Linked DNA regions of Homo sapiens: region 2 is linked to region 1. A link is a contact called in ENCODE Hi-C data. All regions are on one chromosome and are shown on one strand. The core of a region is the stretch at or near the end of the contact, and the rest is flanking DNA. Distances in the headings are between cores, read along the strand shown.

What was found. Hi-C counts contacts between places; a loop is a spot of excess contacts on that map. Pooled maps may share reads with other maps.
Region 2: a map of ascending aorta shows a loop between it and region 1 (2.7-fold over the local background). The contact joins the promoter of SEMA4C here to the promoter of TMEM127 in region 1. A Hi-C loop is called at or near these places in 2 of 168 maps with a recorded cell type or tissue (ascending aorta and chondrocyte) and 4 of 50 pooled maps.

Annotation. Positions count from the first base shown.
Region 1 is chr2:96,263,445-96,267,823 of GRCh38, reverse strand. TMEM127 (transmembrane protein 127) reads left to right here and starts at 1,827. Exons shown (of 4, transcript NM_017849.4): 1 at 1,827-1,955; 2 at 2,312-2,686. The coding sequence starts at 2,443. It overlaps CIAO1 (cytosolic iron-sulfur assembly component 1), which reads right to left and starts at 1,599. Exons shown (of 7, transcript NM_004804.3): 1 at 1,335-1,599; 2 at 355-503; 3 at 88-199. The coding sequence starts at 1,473. RefSeq lists enhancers at 1-410, 1,008-1,287, 1,518-1,707 and silencers at 1,938-1,987, 1,998-2,207, 2,258-2,567.
Region 2 is chr2:96,868,120-96,872,498 of GRCh38, reverse strand. It overlaps SEMA4C (semaphorin 4C), which reads left to right and starts at 2,419. Exons shown (of 15, transcript NM_017789.5): 1 at 2,419-2,623. LOC124908044 (collagen alpha-1(I) chain-like) reads right to left here and starts at 4,125. Exons shown (of 3, transcript XM_047446878.1): 1 at 4,081-4,125; 2 at 3,750-3,914; 3 at 1,376-3,471. The coding sequence starts at 4,125. The coding sequence ends at 2,464. RefSeq lists silencers at 2,097-2,386, 2,427-2,526, 2,557-2,626, 2,647-2,746, 3,067-3,226 and 1 more.

The sequences.
Region 1 (4,379 bases), core at 578-3,077:
AAAAGGGGACCCAAGAGCCGACCCTGTCAGGGACACAGAGGGGGCTGTCAGGTGGTTCCCAATCCACCTGGAGGGACCTGGCCTCACCTTCCCAGACCCAAACGCTCTTATCTCGGCTGCAAGTGGCCAGGAGGTTGCCAGATGGGGCCCAAGCCACTGACTTGACCTCATTTTCATGGCCCTCGAGAGTGGTTACACACTGTGAAAGGGGAAAGAAAATGAGAATTAACAGCAGCTAACACCCCTAAGCCCCTTCCCATGGGTACAGCCCAACTGGCGCAGGTTGGCTCAGGTTCCTGAACCAGCCCTGGGGAGGAAACAGGCAATAATTCTGGTCCCAACCAGCCTGGGTACCTCAAAGTCATCCTGGTTCTTCTTCCAAATGCAAGTGGTAGCATCAAAGCTGGCAGAGGCCAGGTAATTACCGCAGGGGGACCAGGCTACCTTCCGCACGGTGCGCTGGTGGCCTTCAGAAAGGACAGACTTGCAGATCCAGCTGTCACCTAAAGGCGGAGCGCAGGCCAGGCTCTGGAGCTGGGTGCAGCACCATGAAGCCATTCAATATCAGGGGCTAGCACTGGAATCAAGCTAGTGGGGGAAAGCTCAGGGAGTGTATTTCACAGCTTTTACAAAGATGCAAATGAATCTACTTCGTCTGGAAGCTTTTTTTTTTTTTTTTTTTTTTTTTTGAGACGGAGTTTTTGCTCTGATGCCCAGGCTGGGGTGCAATGGCACAATCTCGGCTCACTGCAATCTTCGCCTCCTGGGTTCAAGGGATTCTCCTGCCTCAGCCTCCCGAGTAGCTGGGATTACAGGTGCCCGCCACAACGCCCAGCTAATTTTGTAGTTTTAGTAGAGACGGGGTTTCACCATGTTGGCCAGGCTGGTCTTGACCTCTTGACCTCAGGTGATCTACCCGCCTCTGCTTCCCAAACTGCTAGGATTACAGGCGTGAGCCACCGCGCCCAACCTCTGGAGGCATCTTTCTAAAACAAATCTGATCTAAAATTGCTATTGGTTCCCCAATGCCCTCGGGATAAAATGTGACCATCCAGTCGCAAGTTACTCTGAAGGCCACTTTCCTAACACCTCTCTTTTCCCATTTTCCTGCCTCTGCAGCTAACACAATTCCCTTGACATTTCAGCTTGTCTGCTGACGTTTTTCCTCCCAACAGTCGCAGACTTCTTTGCCTGTAAAGCCCTTCTCGGCGTGGCTAACATCCCACTCTCCCTCCGCCAGGAACAGGTTCAGCCTCCCCTGCAGGCTGAGCGCCTGCACTACGCGCAGGCTGAGCCCTCAGCGCTGAGGGCCGCGCAACCAGGCTGGGCCTTACCCTCCGTGCCCCAGATGCGGATTCTCCGGTCGCCGCCGCACGAGGCCAGCAGGGTCCCCGCGGGGTTCCAGGCCAGGAACCAGCAGCGGGAGTCCGGGTGCGCCGGGACACGGCCCAGCAGCACCAGCGAGTCCTTCATGTCGGCCCGACGCAGGGGGAGGTGGGGGCGGGCAGAGTCCGCTGAGCAGACAGCGGGTCTCACCGCGCGCGTCTGCGTACCGCCCACTCCAGGCTTCCGCGGCCGACAGAGGCTCCCGCTTCCGCCGGAGGACCTGGGTCGCCCCGGAAACTCAACTGCCCACTGCTGCGGCCGCCATACCCTCTGGGAGTTGTAGTCGCTCCCCTCACCTCGGCAGGGAAAGCATCGCGGGACCGCCTCGAACTACCAGTCCCGTGAGGCCCTGCGCAGAGCCGGCGGCGCGCCCAGGCTGTGACGCGCGCGGGGGACGGGGCGGGGAGCCGGAGGAGGCGGAGGCAGAGGAGGAGGAAGCCGGAAGTGCATCGGCCCCGGGTCTGTCCGGGCGTTGCGGGATTGGGGCCTGGGAACGCTCGGCCCCCGGCAGCCGAGAAGCCCGTGACTGGGCTGAGCAGCACCATCCCAGCCCTGGGGCCTGCTGACTGGTGAGGAACAGTGGGCGGCGTGGGGAGGGTCTTTTCTGCGCACAGGTCGCACCCCAAACCGCCGGTCCCAGATCACGGGTCCCCGATCCCCGCGGCCCAGCCCGGTCCTCCGCCCCTCGGCATCCTCTGGCTGAGACCCTGACTCCGGGTCTTTGCTCTAGCAGTAGCCGATCCCCGATCCCTCCGCCCCCCACTCGAGTCTGCCCAGACCCCATCTGGCCCCTGGCCCTCTTCGGTTGTCGTCCCGCAGTCCCATTCCGGAGTCTCCTGTCTCCGCCCCCCGAATTCCCGCAGCCCTCCCCGTCTCCGTCAGCCCCGGGTCCCACCCCCCTATCCTCTGGTGTCAACCCTGACAGCCCAGTCCCGGCTTCACCTGCAGCGAACCCGGAGCGTTGCTATCCTCCACCGGACTGTCAGGCTCTGCGCGCCCCGCGGAGGTCGGCGGCGACCAGCAGCGACTGCGGAGCGACGGCGGGCGGCCCCGGGCATGTACGCCCCCGGAGGCGCAGGGCTGCCCGGCGGGCGCCGGCGGAGGAGCCCGGGAGGCAGCGCTCTGCCCAAGCAGCCGGAGCGTAGCCTGGCCTCGGCCCTGCCTGGCGCCCTGTCTATCACGGCGCTGTGCACTGCCCTCGCCGAGCCCGCCTGGTTGCACATCCACGGAGGCACCTGTTCGCGCCAGGAGCTGGGGGTCTCCGACGTGTTGGGCTATGTGCACCCGGACCTGCTGAAAGGTGAGGGTGCTGCGCGCTGGCCCTTAAAGCCTCGGTGGGGGACAGAATGTGTTCTGGCTGAAGCAGAGATAGCCAGGGACCAGACACTTGGTTGAAGGAAACGGCCCCATAACTGCCTGGTGTTCATGCCCACCAGGTGGCTCTGTTTGGGGTCCGGCCCCTCATTAATTCTGATGTTATTCAGCTAAGCACCTACTCCTCACAGCCATGTTAATCCGGACTGCTGCTATTTTAGGATTCTGCTGGAGGAAGGACGCTGTGTATCGAGAAAAGATAAGGGTGCTAGGTATCACAGTTAGCTGGCCTCTTCTAAGGATCCTGTGAAATACGGAAAAGCTTCTTTGGGGCAGACTGATTAATGGAGAAAAAGGAACTTTTAATATGACTAGGTTTTAAAAGATATCTTAGAGTTCTATGGTAATCGGATGCGTATTAGAGAAGAAGGGAATCTGTGGCATTTTAGGTAATCGGAAGACCGTTCCATTGCCACCCGCAGTACAACAGTCGGAATGTGGCTCTTGGAACCATTATAGGTGTGCCTGACAGAGGCAAGGTTGCTTTGTTCATCATCATGCTTTCCGGCCAGATAGACAGCAGACGATGGGAGGGTCCTATGGGCCCCATAGTTTATCCTGCCCATTCTTGTCTCCAGTAAAAATTGTGAAGTGTGAGGACAGGACTGGACTGTATCACCTGCTTTTTACCCTAACAATGATCAATGTACCCCAAACAGTCCTTAGTAACAGCATAGTTCATCAACCCCAAGGTCTTTTGAGCCATCTTGAAGGTCTTATATCCTCTCTGTGCTATCCTGTCTGTGCTATTCCCTGGCTGTGATGCATTCCAGATGTTTACTGCACCGCCTATCAGAAGCACTTCCTGTTAGATATCTGCGTGTTACCTCCTGAAGAATTCAGGCACTGGGATTTGGTGAAAAGGTCCAAGTTCCCCGCTGTGCATCGGACCATACTCTGCTTCTGCAGGTCTAGGCTGAAAAGCCTCATCCTTGTGGCCAAATGTTGCCTTTCTCTGAGTGTTCTCTTACTGTTTTGCATCTCTCTTGAGTTTTAGAAGCTGTAGGGTGATTTTGTAGAAGGTTGGGGACAACTGGTTGTTTCCAGATTTCACCTTAATGGTACTCTTTGCTGGGTTGGCTCATTAAAGCCAAAGTTATGCACACGACAGAGGCCTTATATGCAGCCTTTTCTCTGTCATGTTGCTAATGGCACAAAGAGCATTAAGCTTGAGTGAGTCTTGGTGGTTTTTCTTTTAGCACATTGCCCTGTACTTGCTTTCTTTGAAGCACACATACCACCTTCCCACCACTAGACCCATCAGATCTAGAAAGCTAGATCTCCGAAATCTAGCACTGCATGGGGTGTGCTTAGCTGTGGCTCAGAAAAATGAAGGATCTCCCCAAGGCTACCCAGTTTAGGGTGGCAGAGCTGGGACTACCCCACCTCTGTTGATGCCAATATAAAATGATGCCGTGTCATTTATAGTTTTTATCCTTTGTTTTACTTCAGCTGTCATAAGGAGCAATCTCATAATTATTTCACTTTGGTGTGCATCCTTGTCGAAGGCATGTTAAAAATAAAAGTAAATTTTTGAGCCGGGCGTGGTGGCAGGCATCTGTAATTCCAGCTACTTGGGAGGCTGAAGCAGGAGAATCGCTTGAACTTGGGAGGCCGAG
Region 2 (4,379 bases), core at 1,170-3,669, 600 kb before region 1:
TCGCTCTACAGGCTGGAGTGCAATGGCACAATCACAGCTCACTGCAGCCTCAACCTCCTGGGCTCAAGCGACCCTCCCACTCCAGCCTCCTGAGTAGCTGGGACTTACAGATGCATGCCACCACGCCCCCGCTAGTTTGGTTTGTTTGTTTGTTTGTTTGTTTGTTTTTGAGACAGAGTCTCCTTCTGTTGCCCAGGCTTGAGTGCAGTGGAGTGATCTTGGCTCACTACAAGCTCTGCCTCCTGGGTTCACGCCATTCTCCTGTCTCAGCCTCCCGAGTAGCTGGGACTACAGGCGCCCGCCACCACGCCTGGCTAATTTTTCTGTATTTTTAGTAAAGACAGGGTTTCACCATGTTAGCCAGGATGATCTGGATCTCCTGATCTCGTGATCCGCCTGCCTCAGCCTCCCAAAGTGCTGGGATTACAGGCGTGAGCCACCCCTCCCCGCCACGCCCCGCTAGTTTTTTTTTTTTTTTAATTTGGGGCTGGGCGTAGTGGCTAATCCCAGCACTTTGGGAGGCCTAAGCAGGTGGACCACCTGAGGTCAGGAGTTCGAGCCCAGCCTGACCAAAACGGCGAAGTCCCATCTCTACTAAAAATACAAAAATTAGCTGGGCATGGTGGCGCATGCCTGGTCAACATGGTGAAACCCCGTCTCTACTAAAAATACAAAAATTAGCCAGGTCTGGTGGCAGGCACCTGTAATTCCAGCTACTTGGGAGGCTGAAGCAGGAGAATCACTTGAACCCAGGAGGTGGAGGTTGCAGTGAGCCGAGATCGCGCTATTGCACTCCCGCCTGGGTGACAGAGTGAGACTCTGTCTCAAAAAAAAAATAATAATAATAATTTCTTTTGTAGAGACAGGGTCTCAGTATGTTGCCCTGGCTGGTCTTGAACTCCTGGGGTCAAGTGATCCTCCCATCTCAGCCTCCCAAATTACTTACTTTTTAAAGGGTGGTCATAAGGGTGAAGTAAGAAAATGTACATCAAGACAAGCTGCAAAAATCTAAAGCACAGAACACAAGTGAGGGCACTTGCATCTCAGTTTACCCTCCGCTTGAATAGATACGGGGAATAAACTAAACACGAGGGTGACACACCTTCTCCCACCTTGTCAGCTGAAGCAGGAGGCCTTCCCTGCCCACCCCATGGTCATTATCTCCAGCATCTCCAAGGCCACAGCTTTTTTTCTTTTTCCTAGTGGAAAAGAGCTGGGAAACGTGGCTTTGGCCAGCAAGGGAGAAGGGGCCATTATGTGTACCAGCAAAGACCCGATTGTTACTGAAACCAAACTGGGCTGCTTTTCTCAATTATCTCCACCACTTTTCTGGTCTCCACTTTTCAGATGCCAAGTTTTAACCCAGAACAAAAGCTGCTGTCGGACTGATTTATAATCCAGATCTGCTGACGCAGCCTGAAGTGTTCCTCCCCTCCAGGACTGCACCCTGGCTTAAAGTTACCTCCAAACCTCAGGACGTCAAGCCCCTTCACCTCTGCCTTTTGCCCCTAGCCAGGAGGTAGCATCTGTCTCCAGGTGCCCGTGGGGTGTCCTCCATGAGGACCACCTCTTCTAACCACCTGCCCAGCTCAGAGGACCAGCTGGCAGGAAAGACGCTGCACCGCCCATGAGGCCAGAGCTACAAGTTGCTTCTAGGAGTGGCTGTGGGCGGAGGCTGGTGGTTCTGAAGGTGGCGGTGGTTCTGCAGCGTGGCTCCCCACAGCCCCTTTCATCTGAACAGTAGGGCTCATGCCACTTGTTAATCAGCCTTCCAGTGGCACGAGGAGTCATTTTCTGGGGATAGGCGCTTTGCCCAAAGCGTGAGAAGCAGGAGCAGGCCCTTTCTGTTGATTGAAGGGTCTTCCTGGCTGGTGAAGCCCTTTCCAGACTTGAGGGCAGGGACCAGTGGTCCTCGGGGCCTAGAAAGAGGCAGAATTGGGGGCCAAACGGCAGACCCCTCTGGTCCGCCCCAAAAGACGCCTCGGTTCCCCCAGCGTGCCTCCCCTGGATACTCGCCTCGACGTGGCTCGCCCGCGGTCGTTCCTGCAACTGCACGGTCGGGAGTCCCTCTCCCCAGCCCAGCCCGCCCGGAGTCTTCGGGGGACACTTCAGAAAGATCGGGTGAGTGTGATTCCCCCGTGGCCATACCCGGAGTCCCTCCCCCGCCCCACCTCCCTCCAGGCGCTGTGGCGCAGCCCGCGACTCCGAGCCCCGGGGCTGCTGGACACCCGGAGGGGTTGAGGTCCGGGCACCCAGAGAGGCGGAGGTCCGAGCCCCCGGGCGGAGAGCGGGCGGGTCCACAGGTCGCTGCGGGTCGCAGCCCCCTCCTGAGCGAGCCTTCGCGGCCCGCCCCCGGCCTCCGCTCGACCCCCCCAGCCTGACGTCAAGGGGAAGGGGGCGGAGAGCCGCGGCCGCGCTGGAGAAAGAGCCGGCGCCCGCCGTGGTGGCGCGGGGAGCCCGAGCCTAGGGGCGCGGAGCCGGGCGGGGACGGAGGGGCGGTGGCAGAGAGGCCGCGGAGGGCTGGCGGGCGAGCGCGGGCAGGCGGCGACGCGGGGGCAGGGGTGGACGGCGGTCAGAGCCGAACGCGAGGGCGGCGCCCGGGGACTGGAGCTGCGCGCAATAGGTGAGCGAGGCCGGGCTTGCGTGAGGCTGGAGCCGCGGGGCCCCGGAGCCGCCGCTTTGTCCCTTTGCTTGGGCAGGGGCTGCCGGACGCGGGAGGGACAGGGGCTGGGGCGCGGGGAGCCGCGGCGGCGGAGACGGCTGTACGCGGGGATCCTTCCTGCGACCCCCGCGGCTGCTTCGCAGGGTCTCGGGAGTGGGGCGCACAGCACCTGCAGCCCCGCAGCCCCGGGGCCGGAGGGGCGCGCCAGCGAGGGTTCCTCGCGCGGTCCGGTCCGCGGCCGGGATCCTCGCCAGGCTCCTGGACTGCCCTCGGCGCTCCCACCCCCGATGGAAAGTTTGGGGCGGGCTTGGAGGGAGGCCGATGTTGTGGGATCGGATTTCCCTGCCGCGGCCCCCCGCCCGCCCGCCCATTCCGCTGGGGAGGCGGGTTGTCCCGGAAAGCCAGGCCCCCGGGCCGAGCCGGGCCGCGCCGTCCCCGGCTGGAGCGCTCGCCCTGCAGGGAGGGCCGCGGTCCACGGCTGGCCGCTCGGGGTGGGCGAGGGTGTGGGGTGCCCCGCCTGGATCCCGCACCCCTCCCCCCAACCCCTCCTCCCGGCTGCCCGTTTCCTCGCCCTGGGGGGAGCTGCGGGTGGGAGCACCGCTGCCGGGCGGATCCTCGGAGCACGCCACGGGGTGCGGCCCGATCCTCGGGTAAGGAGCCGAGATGAGGCCGCGGGCGTTTTGGGGGGCTGGTCTGGGGCGCAGCCCCCGCTCTCCCGCGCCGGGGCTCTGGGCCGACAGGGGGCGTCCGCAGGCCGGGCTCGCCACGCTCCCCGCGCCGCCGCTTTGTTTGCGTTCAAATCCCTGGAGCTGGGGGAGGGGAGAACCCGGGGGGACCCGGGACGGGGTCTTGGCGGGGACCCTTTGTTTGGGGGTGAGCAGGTCCCCAGCTTCTGCGTCTCCGCCCCTGGCACGGGAAGGCTGGAGCAGGGGAAGCCAATCCCGCTGGCCCGCCCAGGCCAGGGTCCCTGGGGCGCAGTCCCCGAGTTGGGAAGGTTCGTCAGAGTCGCGGGAGCGCAGCGGGTGCCGGCCGTGCGCGGCGCGTTGCCAGCGGCCCGGGAGGAACCCCCTCGCGTCCCCGCCCCTACCTCCCCCCGTCGCCTGCGCGCGCCGCCGGAGTCCCCGACTCGACCCGAGCTCGGTCCCCCCACCGCCCCTCCGCCAGAGGGCTGGTGTTTCGGAGGAGGCAGTGCGAGGAACAGGATGAGGCCCTGGTCATTTCCACGCCCATCCCACCCACTTCCTGCCTCCCTCTTGGGCAACAAAGGGGCCTCGGGAAGCTGGGCCCCTTCGCTCCCGGCCCTTCTCACACTCCTGCCCTGCTGATGTGGAACGGGGTTTGGGGTTCTGCAGGGCTATTGTCTGCGCTGGGGAAGGGGACAGGCCGGGACCGGGACCTCCGCTCGCAGCCGGCCGCACCAGGTTTCCCCTTTGGGGCTTTCCCGACCGCCTACCCCACCGCATGCCCTCGTCGCCCTAAGGAGTCTTCCTCCCAGAATTAGGTGTTGGCAGGGTCCGGAGCCCCAGTGGCTGCAAGGCCTGCTGCCTGAGGTTCTTTCAAGAAACTCAAACCTCTTAGGCCTGAGTGTGTATGTTGGGCGGGGGTCCCCTTTTTATTTCTCAAATGATTTCCTGTTGCGCAGAGGTAGTGGTGGGTCTGGAGGCCAGGGAGGGCTTCCCGGAGCCTGTTTAGCCTTCAGCCAACTCAACTCCTCCCC